Linked DNA regions of Homo sapiens: region 2 is linked to region 1. A link is an interaction called in ENCODE POLR2A ChIA-PET data of the cell type or tissue named here. Cell type or tissue: GM12878. All regions are shown on one strand. Links, peaks and the distances in the headings refer to the core of each region. The heading gives the core; the rest is flanking DNA. Region 1 holds the start of LOC105373822 (a long non-coding RNA gene). Region 2 overlaps HECW2 (HECT, C2 and WW domain containing E3 ubiquitin protein ligase 2).

The links. ChIA-PET counts read pairs that join two places held together with the same protein. Peaks named below come from ENCODE experiments on the same cell type or tissue, not always from the same donor. Only the 100,000 strongest peaks of a DNase experiment are listed, where the experiment ranks them.
Region 2: POLR2A ChIA-PET joins it to region 1 with 5 read pairs; 2 of 35 experiments call an interaction of 5 or more read pairs at or near these places.

The regions. Positions count from the first base shown.
Region 1 is chr2:196,424,051-196,429,441 of GRCh38, reverse strand. All of the region lies in intron 2 of HECW2 (HECT, C2 and WW domain containing E3 ubiquitin protein ligase 2), which reads left to right. LOC105373822 (a long non-coding RNA gene) reads right to left here and starts at 1,189. Exons shown (of 3, transcript XR_923746.4): 1 at 1,147-1,189. In GM12878, for the core only: no CTCF peak of the experiment used is centred there; no DNase peak of the experiment used is centred there; H3K27ac peaks cover 1,144 bases.
Region 2 is chr2:196,540,745-196,546,135 of GRCh38, reverse strand. The region is part of intron 1 of HECW2 (HECT, C2 and WW domain containing E3 ubiquitin protein ligase 2); the gene reads left to right. Among named protein-coding and RNA genes, the nearest start is that of HECW2, 50 kb to the left of the region's middle. In GM12878, for the core only: no CTCF peak of the experiment used is centred there; no DNase peak of the experiment used is centred there.

The DNA.
Region 1 (5,391 bases), core at 295-5,294:
AATTGATTGCTTACATCTATGTTGTCACTTCTTACTGTATTTTCTAATAGATTTCTATCCCTAGCAGGAAAGAGGGATGAGGACCTGGCATCCCAGACCCCACAAGGGTCCATTTTCTGCCCCCTTCGCTCTGTAGTCAGAACCCTGATAGGGTCATTGTGAGCAGTAAGTCCTTAATCTCAGGGCAGGTAGGCCCCCCCCAGGCTCAGGAAAGGTCTAAACTTGTATGCTAATCCAAACATTGAGTAGTCTAGAAGTAGACATGTGACTCGGTTCTTGCCCATGAGATCTAATGGGAAACCTTTGGGGGAACTTTGCTTTCCAATGAAAAGCCAGAGTTTCATGAAGAGTCTTTTAAACTTCCTCTTCTCTTGTACTTGGAACTCTGGTGAAAAGACACGATTTCTTGAGCTGTTGCATCCATGTAGCAATCATGAGGCATCAATCAAGAGAATAAAAAGCTATGGATGGCAGAGCAGAAAATAGATCTTGGACTGGCACTCTGAAGTTCATGTTATATGTGGGAAAAAATGTTCTTCTCTTGGTTTAAGTCAGCAGCAGGCTTTCTTGTACCTGCAGTTGTTCCTAATAGAGCCACTAACACAGCTAGAAATACAAGAAAGGGAAAAGGGTAACAACTGCTTTTAAAGGCAAGATAAAGAATGAGTGGGCTGCTTTGGTAGTTACTACTTCGTGGAGAGTGTTAAGGACTATTTTAATATCTGTGAAAGCCACCAGGTTGTTTTTAAAAGAAGCAACAACAATTTTGATATAAAAATTCTGAACACAGTAACTCCAAGCCATGTGGAAATTTTCAGTGCTTTAATAGGACCAATACTGTGTTGGGAATAATCTTTCAAATGAGTAATTAATAACATGAAAATGTGCAAAACAATTTTTTGGATACTATTAAATGAAAGTAGGTAAAATGATACATTTGGAGAGGAAGTGAAAGAAAAGAGGAAACACCATGCTAGAACAGGAAAAGATTTTTGAGGTTCAGGTTAAGTCACAAATTTAATACTGTGTGGCTAAACAGGAACATGCATAATAAATTCTCTCTTGGGCTCTGTGAAATAGATGTGCTGAGAATCCAGGTTTCGTAACAATAGCATGTATGTCAGAAATAGCTTCAGATTTCTATACCTTTTGGTAGGAAGCAGCCTCTCCCCTTCAGTTGTGTCCTGAGAAGCCTGTTTCCTAGCAACTTCTAGTTTTAGTTATGGAACAGAGAGATGGTCTCTATAGAAATAAGTCCCAAAGGAGAAGGAATTTAGTAGAACATCAAGCTGACGAGGTGTGGCTTGTTGGCACACTCTGCATTTTGATTGTGTTTCTCTTGGCTTACATTTTCTTCCCCTCTAGAAGTGTGAGTTTTGTTTTTGTTTGGCTCATTGTGCAGAATGTTTTGAACTGTACAACTCACTCCAGATGACTTGTAGCACTTCTAATCTGGAGGGAAAACATATGCATGTGAATCAGAAAAGTAAATCCTTCTTTAGGCATTTTTAGGCAGTAAATAGGCCCTATTGGAAATACAAAGAAAAAAGTTGAAAATATCAAAGCATTATTTGAGAAGACTTTGGGTGTGAACACAGTTCTCAAAACATATGCTAATTATATTTCCTCCTTCCAGAAAGCCTCATATACACCCTGAGATTTCTAGAGATGATCACAATGGAGCTATAGGCCCAAACCTCCAAATTACAACAATTAATCCCTTGCAGATGGTTTGCGGAAATCACTAGGCTTATAATTTATTGTTGGTCTCCAAAATTAGAATTGATTCCTCACAAATTTAACAGTGCTATTTATTGCCTCCTCCTAAGTGCACCAAATAAAAAGAACCAAATGCTTATCTTATACAAAGACACTTAGGTCATCCAACACAAACAGCTTTCCATGAAGAATCAGATGGAAACAGTTTAAAGAGGATGTAGATGATAGTAAATTTGTTTCAGGCTCACTATCTAATTCCCCTTCACCTTTGGACCTATGCTCATTTTTCTGGCTGTTCAAAAGAAAAACAAACACTTCAAAAGGCTCCATTTGCCATTTCTCATTTGTAGGCAACTTCAGGTACTTAACAGAACTACGAAAGTGCACATTAAGACAATTATTTATTTTTTAATTTTGCATAACGAAAATGTAAAAGTGTATACTATGCTATGTACCAGCAGTTATTCAAAGTACTGGTCTGCAAACTGTTACTGATCTGTGAACAGATAAGGTGCTCTCTCCAAAATGTAAATCAATATACTGATTTCTTCGATGAGAAAATGTTGCTATGAAAAAAAATCATCTGAAGTTTCTTGATGTAAGTATTTCAGATTCTGGCTCAAGCTTCTTACATTGTCATGGACTGGTAACAAATAATTTACCAGCATTTCTCTGGACCACACTTTAAGTAGACCTCTCAGTGTCTATGGATTGATTATGTCTTCAAAAGTGAATGGCAGAACAACTGTATTTTGACTGTCAGTCTTAAAAAAGTATCATGGTAATATATTTTGACATCTTTCATATTTCTTCACATTTGGAGAATAAAATAAAGTAAGATTGCAATAGTAAACCAAAGCATTATCATCATGTATCTTAGAGCTTTAAGATCCCAAAGTTTAAGCTTATGTTTTATAAATAAATAACTAAGGTCTAGAATGATGATACCCTACAGCTTGTTGGGGGAAGAGTCAAGGCTGGAACTTCAGTGTCCTATGTTCCAAGTCTTCATTTTTCTTTCCTGTGCTGAGAATTGTAGTCTCGTATTTCCCAACTGTTAAGTACTTGCTCACCACCTTCTTGATTTTTTGCAGTTTTAGATGATTGGCTATAGTGTTAATATTTTCCTTTAAACTATCTAATTGACAAAGGACCAGAATAGACACTTCTCAAAAGAAGACAAGCAAATGTCCAACAGGTATATTAAAAAAAAAAATCAACATCACTAATTATCATGGAAATGCAAATTCAAACCACAATGAGATATCACCCCACACCTATTAGAATGGCTGTTATCAAAAAGACAAAAGATAACAAGTGTTGGTGACATTTGGAGAAAAGGGAACCCTTACACACTGTAGGTGGGAATGTAAATTAGTACAGCCATTATGGAAAACAATACAGGCATAACTAGAGATAGTGTGGTTTCGGTTCTGGATCCCCATAATGAAGTGAATAGCAAATTAAAGCCAGTCACAGTTTTTTGGTTTCTCAGTGCATATAAAAGTTGTGTGTACACTATACTGTAATCTAAATATTAAGTGTGCAGTAGCACTATGTCTAAAAAAAACTGATGTACATACCTTAACTTAAAAAGACTTTATCATAAAAAAATGTTAATGATCATCTGAGCTTCAGTAAGTCATCATGTTTTTGCTGGTGGAGTGTCTTGCCTCCATGTTGATAGCTGCTGACTGATCAGGGTGGTGGTTGCTGAAGGTTCGGGTAGCTGCACAATGTGTTTAAATAAGACAGTAGTGAAGTTTGCTACATTGACAGACTCTTCCTTTCACGAAAGATTTCTCTGTAGCATGAATGCTATTTGATAGCATTTTACCCACAGTAGAACTTTTTTCAAAATTGGAGTCAATCTTTTCAAACCCTGCTGCTAGTTTTTCAACTCAGTTTATGGAATATTCTAATTTTTTTTGTTGTTGTAATTTTAACAATGTTCACAGCTTCTTTATCAGGAGTAGATTTTATCTCAGGAAACCACTTTCTTTACTCACCCATAAGAAGGAACTCCTTATCCATTCAAGTTTTATCATAAGATTGGAGCAACTCAGTTACATCTTCAGGCACCACTTCTAATTCTAGTTCTCTTGCTATTTCTACCACATTTACAGTGACTTCCATCACTGAAGTCTTGAACCCTTCAAAGTCATCCATGAGGGTTGGAATCAACTTCTTCCAGACTCCTGTCAATGGTGATATTTTAGTCTACCCCATGAATTGTGAATGGCATCTAGAATGGTGAATCCCTTCCAGAAGGTTTTTAATTTACTTTGCCCAGATTCATCAGAGAAATTCCTATCTATGGCAGCTATAGCCTTAAGAAATGTATTGCTTAAATAATAAGACTTGAAATTCAAAATTACTCCTTGGCCCATGGGCTACAGAATGAGTGTTGTGTTAGCAGGCATGAAAACAACATTAATTTCCTTGTAAATCTTCATCAGACCTCTTAGGTGACTTGTCGCAGTTTTTTTTTTTTTTTCCAAGCAGTATGTCTCAATAGTGGCCTTAAAATATTCAGCAAAATATTCCGTAAAAATATTCAGTAAATCTAAATGACAGATGTGCTGTCATTTTGGCTTTGTTGTTCCATTTCTAGAGTGCCAACAGAGTGGCTTTAGTATAATTCTTAAGGGCTCTAGGATTTCTGGAATGGTAAATGAGCATTGGCTTCAACTTAAAGTCACCAGCTGTATGAGCCCCTAACAAGAGAGTCAATCTGTTCTTTAAGCTTTAAAGCCAGACATTGACATCTCCTCTAGCTATGGAAGTCCTAGATGGCATCTTCTTCCAATAGAAGGCTGTTTTGCCCACATTGAAAATCATTTGTTTAGTGTAGCCACCTTAATCAATGATCTTAGCTAGATCTTCTGGATAACTTACTGCAACTTCTACATCAACACTTGCTGTTTTACTTTGTACTTTTATGCTATAGAGATGGCTTCTTTCCTTAAACTTATGAATCAACCTTTCCTAGCTTCCAGCTTTTCTTCTGCAGCTTCCTTACCTCTCTCAGCCTTCATAGAATTGAATAGGGTTAGGGTCTTGCTCTGGATTAGGCTTGGTTTAAGAGAATATTTTGACTATTTTGATCTTCTCTCCAGACTCCTATAATTTTCTCCATATCAATAATAAGGCTGTTTCACTTTCTTATCATTCGTATGTACTTTGGAATAGCATTTTAAATTTCCTTCAAGAACGTTTCCTTTGCTTTTACAACTTGGCTAACTGTTCGAAGCAAGAGGCCTAGCTTTTGGCCTGTCTCAATTTTTGAGATGCCTTCCTCTCTAAGTTTAATCACTTTTAACTTTTGATTTAAAGTGAGAGATGTGTGACTTTTCCTTTCATTTAAATACTTAGAGGCCATTGTAGGGTTATTAATTGGCCTAATTTCAATATTGTTGTGTCTCAGGAGTTAGGACAGCTGAAGAGAGGGAGAAAGAGGATCGTTGGGTCAGTGGAACAGTCAGAACACACACAATATTCATTGATTAAGTTTATAGTCTTGGGCACAGTTCATGGTGCCTCAAAACAATTACAATAATATCATCAAAAGACCACTGATCAGAGATCATCACGACAGGCATAATAATAATGAAAAAGCTTGAAATATTGCAATAAATAGCAAAATGTGACACAGAGACATGAAGTGAGCAT
Region 2 (5,391 bases), core at 240-5,239, 120 kb before region 1:
ATAAATTTGCAAACATGCACTTTTGTCCTCTGAATTTCTTATCGTGGTGAGCATAAACAACTCCTTGTGTTCGAAATAATGTGGGTTTAAAGAACTCACCTTTATTAAAGTATGAGTGATGTGTTCTCCATAATTGAAAATGTCATCAAAGATATAGTCAAAGATATATACTTGGAAACTATTCAGTGTGTCATTTTGCTACTGTAAGTGATTTTTTGATGCCAGAATTCACTGGAATGAATTCATTGCATTTAATTTGGAGGAATTGAGTTCTCTTGGGCAACATAGAATTTTATAATCTATTAAGTGGTTTTCAATTACTCTCAGTACTTGGGACCAAGTGATGCATCCTCTTAAGAACTTGGGAACAGGGGAAATGTGATTGCTTTCTGAGAGTTAACTTTTAAAGTTATTGTATAATGGAGCAGAGACAGAATGACTTGCAGTCCTGCCAGAACGGATTGAATGTAAGAGCATGGTTTCAGAGAGACTGTGTTAGTGGCAGGTGTGCTTGGTTAGGTGTCAGAGCAAGATGCCTAAGGATGATCCCTGGCGTGCCCTTGTGTAAATGCTTTCAACTAATGCTTATTAAATATTCAAATCATATTACAAACTCTCCTTAGCCAGTTCCATTTTCCCTATCAAAACTCTCATCTATTAATCAGGACTTTTTGTTTGCAAGAGATAGTGATGTTGTTGGGCTGTGGCTGTCTCCATTTCTTCCTTCTGCTCTCCCGTTGGGCTTTGTTTTCAGTCAATGCTCTCTCTTTGATATGGCCCTCAGTGTGTTCCAGCTCATATCCTTACCCTTTAGCAATCTGACTAATTACTGAGGAGTTTCAGCCCTGAGACTGGCCAGTCCTGGGACATGTGCCCACCCAACCATCTAAATTATAAGTTCTCATCATGGGTGATGAATGGTTCCCAGAGGTAAAATTTTGTGATTTCGTAAGAGGGAGTAGATTTGAATAGGCAGACATTGCAGGTTTCCTCTGTCACTCTATTATTTGACTTCCACATGATGAGCTTACAGGAAGCAGTTTTCCCTGTCAATGAATACATTAGCATTCTTTGTGTTTGGGTATGTGTGATCACACACACACACATCCACACGCCCACTCACATGTAGATCTTATGAGTTTCACTAAAGTGAGCTTGCCCTTGAGAGGGGTCTACTCAGAATGTGGCAACTCATGGGGTTTCTAAGCTTCCCTGGCTAAGAAGCAAAATCTGAACTTGAGCAAAACAAAGTATGAGGTTCGAGGTCCTGCGGGGCCCTTTTTCCTTTGCTGTTCCCTGTTCCCCCAGCCCCTGTTCTTTACTGTTGAATTCCCACACAGATTACCACATTGTGTGTGTGGTATGCCAGTTTTTAAAAAGGGCATGGCAACAGGAAGATGGAATTGCCACAACTGATTGGACCTGTCATCTGGCCAGCTTTGTGTTTAATAGAAATACTCTCCAGGGACCTGTGATTTGACTTGCTGTCTGCGAAGTAGCACCATTATTTATCCCATTCCTACATCGTGCTATGCAAATGACTTAGGTTGAAATTCATTTCTCAGAAATGGTGGTACCTGTGGAATTGTGAGGTAGTTTTGGAAGAGTGGGCTGAGACCTTCCAGTGCCCCCCAACTGGATTGGTTACAGCAATCAGGAGTTGGGGAGTCACAGGTGTACGCTGTGAAAGGGGAGGGGATGGCTGTTCAGGTCTTGACTGTCCGTCTCTCCCCTTCCTTTCCCTTTCACACTGAGGGACTCATGTTTCTTAGCTCAAGGACAAATGGGACCTCATTAACCACTCTAGCCTGCCTTTCAGGGGCTCATGAGGCTGAGGGAGGGAAGCCAGCTTGAGTTGGGCACTTGGTCCTGCTAGAGGCTGGGCTGGAGGCCTGCCATCCCACAGAGGCCTGTGTGGGGCCTTTGGATAAGAGCAAGGCCATACTTCCGGTCTTGATCTGAGTGGAGTTGTGTCAGTTCTTCTGAGGAAAACTGGTTACTGTCCTTAATGCTGGCAGTAGTTTTTATAGTGCCTGCTTTGAGAGCTGCTTGAGGTAGTCACTTTGCCTCCTTCATCTTTGTATCCCCTTTACCTAGCAGAGTCCTGGAATGTGGAAACATGGGACTGCCTGATGGGTAGATGAACTGAATGCCCTGAGAATGCTGCCTAAGGCTTTCTAGATGTTTTATTACCAATTTACCTGTCTTTCTAAGAAAAGTTCCTGGCTGGGTGCAATGGCTCACGCCTGTAATCCCAGCAGTTTGGGAGGCCGAGGCGGGCAGATCACGAGGTCTGGAATTCGAGACCAGCCTGCCTGGCATGGTGAAATCCTGTCTCTACTAAAAATACAAAAAATTAGCTGGGCGTGGTGGCACGTGCCTGTAATGCCAGCTACTCGGGAGGCTGAGGCAGGAGAATTGCTTGAACCCAGCAGGCGGAAGTTGCAGTGAGCCAAGATTGCGCTACTGCATTCCAGCGTGGGCGACAGAGCGAGACTCCATCTCAAAAGAAAAAAAAAATAAAAAAAGAAAAGTTTTTAAACCATGCCTTAGAATATGAACAGCAGCACACAAAGGCTGATTACATACTGAGAAGGATGGCAATATTAAAGTTAAATTTTTGTAATTACCTCGCATCTGCACATCTATAATAAGATCAATAATTTAACATTTGTGTATGGCATTTTATATTGATTATATAATTATATGCACATTTACAAATACATTAAAAATACATTATAATATTTCCAGATTTGTCTTTCTGGGTAGGACTTTAAAATGTATCTTGAATGTTCTACACACAGAACATTTTTTTTTTTTACCAAAAACAACAAATTTATATATATAAAAATATATATCTAATTCTGAGAAATTATAGGCATCTAAATATGTGACACTCTTCACTTGTAGATTTGTATTTAACTGAACTACTGAACCACTGATGTCTAAAATATTTTCTGACTGTAGCAATATTTGATTACTACATAGAATCTGGAAAATATGAAAAGGCATAAAGAAAAAATAAAAATCACTGAAATGCTACCTCCCAGTGATAGCAACTGCTAATATTTGACAAACTTACTGTTGTCCTTTTTTCCTTTGTGTGTGTGTGTGTATTACAACTGAATTTTGAGGCCTGATTTTATATATATTAGATATGTATAATACCTATATATCATTAATATATAAATATATAATATATAGCTATCTATATCTATAGATCTATATTACATATATTAGATATACCTATATATAGATATATATTAGATATGTAATACCTATATTTTATTAGATGTATATTAGATATTAGATTATATATAGATATGTCTTTCTCTGTGTATCCATGTATCTATCTAGATATATTTATATATATATGCACATATATATCTTTGTATCCTACATTATTTATATAGGATACATTTGTATCCTATATTATTTTCATACCCACCTGCTTGTATACATGGACTGCCCCTAGAAGGAAACAGAAGAGTCTGTTAACAGTAGTTGCTTCTGGGGAGAGGAATGGGTGGCTGACAGAAAAGGGTGTAAGGGAGACTTTTCAATATTTACCATCTTATTGCCTTTGAATGTTGTACCATGTGCATATGTTACTTTTTCTAAAAATATGAATAAACTATCTAAAAATTATGCTATGAGCAATTTCCCATGTCAGTAGGAACTTTTTCAAAACATGAGTTTTAACCACTGCTTATTTTTCTTAATGTTTATTTTTCATGTCATTCGGTTTTCCAGTGTTGGATTTGCCTTTCTCTATGTCCAGTGTGGTTTCAATTCTAGTTCTTTTGTTCTTCTCTCTTGTTTACCGTACTTTTTAAAAACTTGTGCCTTTGTCTTTTTTTTTTTTTTTTTCTGAGACAGAGTCTCACTCTGTCGCCCAGGCTGGATTGCAGTGGCCAGATCTCAGCTCACTGCAACCTTCGCTTCCCGGGTTCAAGCAATTCTCCTGCCTCAGCCTCCTGAGTAGCTGGGACTACAGGTGTGCGCCACCACGTCTGACTAATTTTTGTATTTTTTTAGTAGAGAAGGGGTTTCACCATGTTGGCCAGACTGGTCTCGAACTCCTGACCTCGTGATCCGCCCACCTCAGCCTCCCAAAGTGCTGGGATTACAGGCATGAGCCACCGTGCCTGGCACCTTTGTCTTTTTCTATGTTACATTCCATTTCTTTTGTTTGTCCTGCTATTTATATATTTACCAAATATAGAAGTAAAATTTCTTTTTTTCTGCAATTATTCCTTTAGATAGTTCTTGCATACTATTGAAAATGTTGAACATTTTTCTGAAAAAATCTTCAGGTGTTGGAAGGAGTTTGTTTTTAAGAGATAGAGTCCTTTCTGGTTTCTGGGACTTGTAGTTTTGGAATGAAAGCAACAAAAAAAAAAACCTTTAAATGTTTTCTTATAGGGATCTTTAAATGTAACCAGTTAAAGCAGAGAATCATGAAAGGTGATTGAATTATTCCTTATGCACACTTACCAATCTTTTGATATAAAACTGAGGTCTTCTCTTTGAGTCTGCATCTGCTAATTTGAGTTCCTCTGGGCTTTCTTGCAGAAGCCATACCCATAAGCCTTCCTCCGTGCTTTCATCATTAGTAAAAGGACTTAAAGGCTCTTGGGAAGCAATCTGAGATAAGATTTCTTCTAGAATTTTAAGATTTCTCCCAATCCTCTAGCCATTCTGAATTTGACAGAAGTATTTTTAGTTACCCGCCTTTTACTAAACCTTTCCAGAGCATCTAACTTGGTTTCCATAGATATAATCACTTTTTCTTTTCCTCTCAAATTTTCTGTGGTTTACATAATATTAAATTATACAATTAAATTACATAATATTAATTATGTTACATAATTATATAATTACAATAACAAGTAGAGCTGGCATAAAGAGGTTTGTTAACAAATACAGTTGGCTTTTGGGGGCAGCCAACCCAGCTGATAGGTACAGAGGTGCACAGGCAGTCTGCAGAGCCGCTCCCAGGAGGTCCAGTGGGCATCACTCAGCATATCTTATGGAGGAAATGTAGAGCATTGGCTATTTGGGTGGTTGGTTAGTGAAGGTTAACTTGGATGAGGTTGGTAAGGGAATCTGTAGTATAAAGATACTGATTGACGGAAGGGCACATTGATGGATGGCTTTATGTTCAGTCTCTTGGCAAGATGCTACATTTACAAGTTTGCTTTGTTTTTTCTTTCTAGTTCCTGATAATCACATTCTCTGTCATCAGTAAATGGGAGGAACAGCCATTTCTTTGTATGATTATCCTATGGAGAAAGTGTAGTGATTAAAAATATTGTGCTTCCTCATAGTGACTCCTGTTCATTGTTTTAGAAAAAATATATGGTAAAAAGAAGATGACATTTGAAATTT